Linked DNA regions of Homo sapiens: region 1 is linked to region 2. A link is an interaction called in ENCODE POLR2A ChIA-PET data of the cell type or tissue named here. Cell type or tissue: PC-9. All regions are shown on one strand. Links, peaks and the distances in the headings refer to the core of each region. The heading gives the core; the rest is flanking DNA. Region 1 has its middle 18 kb from the start of TNFSF10. Region 2 has its middle 11 kb from the start of NCEH1.

Region 1 (2,920 bases), core at 244-2,743, 180 kb before region 2:
AAAAAGAGTTATATGGAGGTTCAGTAAGACAATGCAAGAAACTGGGTTAACACAATACCTGACACTAACGAGGGCTCAGCACTAGTTAGCTGCTTTTAGTAGTGCCAACTTACCCATTAGGCACAGTAGGCAAAGTGCCTGAGGCCCATGAAACTTTATGAGTTGATAAAAAATGTTTTAATTTTAATTTTTTAAAAAATCAGATAAAAAATGAATAATGAGTGTATAATAAGTAATCCAACCTGGGTTATATTTGTTTTTTTACCAATGCAGTCATAAAATATAATTGTTAACATATTTTATGGAAGAAGGGACTCAGACAAAAGGGCCTGGGGCCCATGAAACTCATAATTGTGGATCTCACTGTTAGCAGTCATGACTGTGGTAGTATTAATCGCAGAATCCTCAACAATAATAGTAGAGTGAAAAAACAAAATGTCAAGATTGTAACTGAGCTATTTACTGATCTAGTTGTAGTTAATCTCTTGATAAAAGAAGTTGGAGTAGGTTTGTGTAATAGTTGAGTATGATGTTTATTACTTTTCAGCCATCCCTTTAATAATAGATGAATGAGTACCTTTAAAAAGAACCATGTTGTTTTTCAATACTACTGGACTATAACGAACATATCATCAATGCAGAAAATACAGTAATTGTAAAATCAAATAGTTTTAGGTTTAGCAGTGAAATAGCTCTAGGTATCGTTAATTTTTTTTTTTCTTTTGGCAGTATCAACATTGTGTTGATACTGAAGAATGCATTTTCTGGAAAGACAGGGATAATCAATTTTCTCCCAGATTCAATGGGAGAAAATCATACTCAATATGAACTGTATATTGAGAAGTTAAACATGCCAAGTTTTTACCATATTTTGTTTTCACTAATACATATGTAAATCTTAATTTATTTTTAAAAGACACAAAATGCCTATATTTTATCCACATTATTCTTAGAATTGATCATGTCCGCTTTAACAAATTTCTATTTTAATAAAAATTGGATTTCATAAAACTACACATTTTATAAAACAAAAATAATTCTTGCTAAACCAGCAATAAAGAAACATATTTGTTTAGAAAGTATATTTCCAACTGAACGAATTAGCTTGTCTCTCCATTGACCAAAGACAGGGTTAGAGGTGTTGTTAAGATCCTTTCTTTTTTTGTTTTTTTTTTTTTTGAGATGGAGTTTTGCTCTTGTCCCCCAGGCTGGAGTGCAATGGCACGATCTCGGCTCACTGCAACCTCTGCCTCCCAGGTTCAAGCAATTCTCCTGCCTCAGCCTCCCGAGTAGCTGGGATTACAGGCACACGCCACCATACCCAGCTTGTTTTTGTATTTTTAGTAGAGACAAGTTTCACCGTGTAGGCCAGGCTGGTCTCGAACTTCTGACCTCAAGTAACCCGCCCGCCTCAGCCTTCCAAAGTGCTGGGATTACATGTGTGAGCCACTGTGCCTGGCCAGGATCCTTTCTAAACTTGTTGAATTTTGGCCAAGTGTGGTGACTCACTCCTCTAATTCCAGCACTTTGCGAGGCAGAGGCGGGCGGATCACCTGAGGTCACGAATTCCAGACCAGCCTGGCCAACATGGTGAAATCCTGTCTCTACTAAAAATACAAAAATTAGCTGGATGTGGTGGTGCACACATGTAATCCCAGCTACTTGGAGGGCTGAAGCAGGAGGATCACTTGAACCGGGGAGGCAGGGGTTGCAGTGAGCTAAGATCACGCCACTACACTTCAGCCTGGGCAACAGAGCGAGACTCTGTCTCAAAAAAATAAAAATAAAAATAAATAAACTTACTGAGTTTAATTTTAGAGCTTGGCTAAATGACAAAGGAAGAGGATAAAGGAAAGGAACAAAGAAAGACCAGGCCATAGCTTTAATCTCTGTGATCAGACAGCAGTGTTGTGGCAGGGTGTTGGAGAGGGGAGGAACTTGGTATTAATAATATTTGTAATCTGCAATTTTCCCCCAAAATGTCTTTGGTTGATTATTTCATTTAAGGTAACATTTTGACTTCAAAATAGTTTACATCAACAGTATTTGTCAGTCTAGATTTAATCAACAGTTTTAAATAATTGGCTGGATTCTCAACCTTGGATCTTTTCCTAGAAAAATGTTTCCTTCCACATAGTGAACCTGATTTTGAAAAAAAGATATGGGAGATTATTTCTCCAGATAAGAGAGTCTTCTGGGAATCAAGTGTTTTTCCATAATATTATGTGAAATAACTAGGTAAGACATCTGAGTAGAATATAAGGAGTGAGAGTTACAGAATATAAGAAGGCAGAGTTCCTTGCTGGGCTAGAACTGTGCTGACAGCTCTCTGGTATAATTTATTAGCTCCTTTTAGTAACAAACAAATTATCACTGGAAGCATACCTGTGTGCTACATATTATAAATAACTAATACTTTTGAATGCTCACTAAGTGCCAGGCACTCTTCTAAGCCTTGTATGAGTATTATAACTTTTTATGTGACAGCAACCCCATGAGGTCACATTACCCTCATTTTTATTGGTGAAAAAAAGTAATGTAATTGTCCTATGACATTAAACTACAAATTGGTGGCCTGAGAGTTTCAAGCAGTGTGACCCCAGAACCCATAATACTCGAGGTGGGTCCATGGTCCAGCAGTCTCTGCTGCACCTGGGAGCCTGTTATAAATGCAGGTTCTCAGGGCCCACAGATCTCCTGGGTCAGCATCTGCATTTTGTTTTATGTATTTATGTATTTATTATTATTATTATTATTATTATTTTGAGACTGAGTCTCGCTCTGTCACCCAGGCTGAAGTGCAGTGGTGCGATCTCAGCTCATTGCAATCTCCGCCTCCTGGGTTCAAGCGATTCTCCTGCCTCAGCCTCCCGAGTAGCCGGGACTACACCTGAGTGCCACCACGCCAGGCTAATTTTTG
Region 2 (2,920 bases), core at 311-2,810:
TAACCTTTAGAGGAAACCTCATTGTGAGCACACCTCACCAGTCCAGGGCTATCCTAAGAAAAAAAAGCAAAAAGGTAGCTTACTAACTAAAAAATCTTAAAGTATGGGGCTATTCTGTTAGAAAAAGGTGATTTAATATTAACCACTGAAAATTCCCTTAACCCAGCAGGTTTCTTAATGAGGGATTTAAATCTTAATTACCATACAAAGGTCTGAGCAGACCTAGGAGGAACTCCCTTCAGGACAGGAGGATAGATGGCTCCTCCTGGGTGATTGAGGGGATAAAACCACAGCAGGTATTCAGTAATTGATAGGGAGACTCTTGTAGAAACAGAGTTAGAAAAATCGCCTAATAATTGGTCTGCTCAAATGTGCGAGCTGTTTGCAGTCAGCCAAGCCTTGAAGTACTTACAGAATAAAAAAAACTCTATCTTAATCCTGACACAAAAGGTTACCTACACCCTCTCTGAAACAAATTTTCATAAGAATTGTTTATGGGAGTGCATCTTGAAGGAGCAGCTGGGTTGTTATGAAATACTCAGGAACCCAGCCCAGCTCTAGAACTCGCCCCTGAGCTCAAAGGCAATGTTGGGCATGCTGGTAAAGGACCACTAGAATCCAGCAGCGTAGACTCCTTTCTTTGTGGTCAAGAAAGGTGGGAAAACAGATGCAGGACCAGTACATTGGTCAGTGTAACGAGTCCGATAAACAGAAGTCCATGGGTGGTTATGCACCCTGGAAAGGAATAAGCATTAGGACCATAGACGACACTCTAGGACTAATGCTTATCAGAAAATGACTAGGGGTGCTGGCATCCCTATGTTCTTTTTTCAGATGGGAAATGTTCCCCCACAAGGCAAAAACGCCCCTAAGATGTATTCTGGAGAATTTGGCCTAGTCAGAGTGTATGCAACTTTTTACCTCTCAGATTTGAAACAAATTAAAATAGACCTAGGTAAATTCTCAGATAACCCTGATGGCTGTATTGATGTTTTACAAGGGTTAGGACAATCCTTTGATCTGACATGGAGAGATATAATGTTACTGCTAGATCAGACACTAACCCCAAATGAGAGAAGTACCGTCATAACTGCAGCCCGAGAGTTTGGTGATCTCTGGTATCTCAGTCAGGTCAATGATAGGATGACAACAGAGGAAAGAGAACAATTCCCCACAGGCCAGCAGGCAGTTCCTAGGCTAGACCCTCACTGGGATGCAGAATCAGAACACGGAGATTGGTGCCACAGACATTTGCTAACTTGTGTGCTAGAAGGACTAAGGAAAACTAGGCAGAAGCCTATAAATTATTCAATGATGTCCACTATAACACAAGGAAAGAAGAAAATCCTACTGCCTTTCTGGAGAGACTAAGGGAGTCATTGAGGAAACATATCTCTCTGTCACATGACTCTATTGAAGGCCAACTAATCTTACAGGATAAATTTATCACTCAGTCAGCTGCAGATACTAGAAAAAACTTCAAAAGTCCACCTTAGGCCTGGAGCAAAACTTAGAAACCCTATTGAACTTGGCAACCTTGGTTTTTTATAATAGAGATCAGGAGGAGCAGGTGGAACAGGACAAACAGGATTAAAAAAAAAAGGGGGCCACCACTTTAGTCATGGCCCTCAGGCAAGCGGACTTTGGAGGCTCTGGGAAAGGGAAAGGCTGGGCAAATCGAATGCCTAATAGGGCTTGCTTCCAGTGTGGTCTATAAGGACACTTTAAAAAAGATTGTCCGAATAGAAATAAGCCGCCCCCTTGTCCATGCCCCTTATGTCAAGGGAATCACTGGAAGTCCCACTGCCCCAGGGGACGAAGGTCCTCTGAGTCAGAAGCCACTAACCAGACGATCCAGCAGCAGGACTGAGGGTGCCCGGGGCAAGCGCCAGCCCATGCCCTCACCCTCAGAGAGCCCCAGGTATGCTTGACCATTGAGGGCCAGGAAGTTAACTGTCTCCTGGACACTGGCGCAGCCTTCTCAGTCTTACTCTCCTGTCTCGGACAACTGTCTTCCAGATCTGTCACTATCTAAGGGGTCCTAGGACAGGCAGTCACTAGATACCTCTCCCAACCACTAAGTTGTGACTGGGGAACTTTACTCTTTTCACATGCCTTTCTAATTATGCCTGAAAGCCCCACTCCTTTGTTAGGGAGAGATATCCTGGCAAAAGCAGGGGCCATTATACACTAGAATTAGGAGAAGGAAAAAGGATAAATATATATACAGACTCTAAGTATACTTACCTAGTCCTCCATGCCCACACAGCAATATGGAGAGAAAGGGAATTCCTAACTTCTGAGGGAACACCTATCAAACATCAGGAAGCCATTAGGCCCCAAAATTCTCCTTGCCTCTGAATCTACTTCCTCCGATCCCTGCCTAAAGATAATTTTATGGGGAAGAGGATTAGTTTGTGTCTTTCGGGTGACACTCAGGTGCCTTTGTGGGTGCCCACCAAACATCTGAAGATCTATCATGAACCATGGCATCTAGTGGACCCACCTGTACAGTGTGAATTGAAGGTTTGAAAAGCCTCGATTTGCTTTCCCTGTGCCTTTTGTTAGAAGGGGCCTGTTTCTCATTATCAGTGGCCTCTCGGCTACAGCCACAAAAGTTTTTGCTTCTGTTTCAGTAGATTTACTAATGTGGGGGTGGGGGTATGCTTGTGTTTTTGCAGGAGATGAACAAACCGTGTGGATGCCCTCAAGATGTGTACAACTATAGAACAGGAGATGGGTACGACCATAGAACAGGAGATGGGAGGGTCCAACCATGGACCGGGTTCCGCCAGTATGAGCCATGAGCCAGTTGAATCTGAATGCAAAGAACAAGGACCGACTGGAGTCACAATGCTTAACGGACCAATGCTTTCTGACTCAGCTCCTCTCTACCCTGAATAAAGAGACCCTAATAGTT

The links. ChIA-PET counts read pairs that join two places held together with the same protein. Peaks named below come from ENCODE experiments on the same cell type or tissue, not always from the same donor. Only the 100,000 strongest peaks of a DNase experiment are listed, where the experiment ranks them.
Region 1: POLR2A ChIA-PET joins it to region 2 with 18 read pairs; 2 of 35 experiments call an interaction of 5 or more read pairs at or near these places.

The regions. Positions count from the first base shown.
Region 1 is chr3:172,539,959-172,542,878 of GRCh38, forward strand. No RefSeq gene overlaps it. Among named protein-coding and RNA genes, the nearest start is that of TNFSF10, 18 kb to the left of the region's middle. RefSeq lists a silencer at 1,341-1,635. In PC-9, for the core only: no CTCF peak of the experiment used is centred there; a DNase peak (open chromatin) is centred at 1,503; H3K27ac peaks cover 1,366 bases.
Region 2 is chr3:172,721,103-172,724,022 of GRCh38, forward strand. No RefSeq gene overlaps it. Among named protein-coding and RNA genes, the nearest start is that of NCEH1, 11 kb to the left of the region's middle. In PC-9, for the core only: no CTCF peak of the experiment used is centred there; a DNase peak (open chromatin) is centred at 1,729; H3K4me3 peaks cover 1,103 bases; H3K27ac peaks cover 2,500 bases.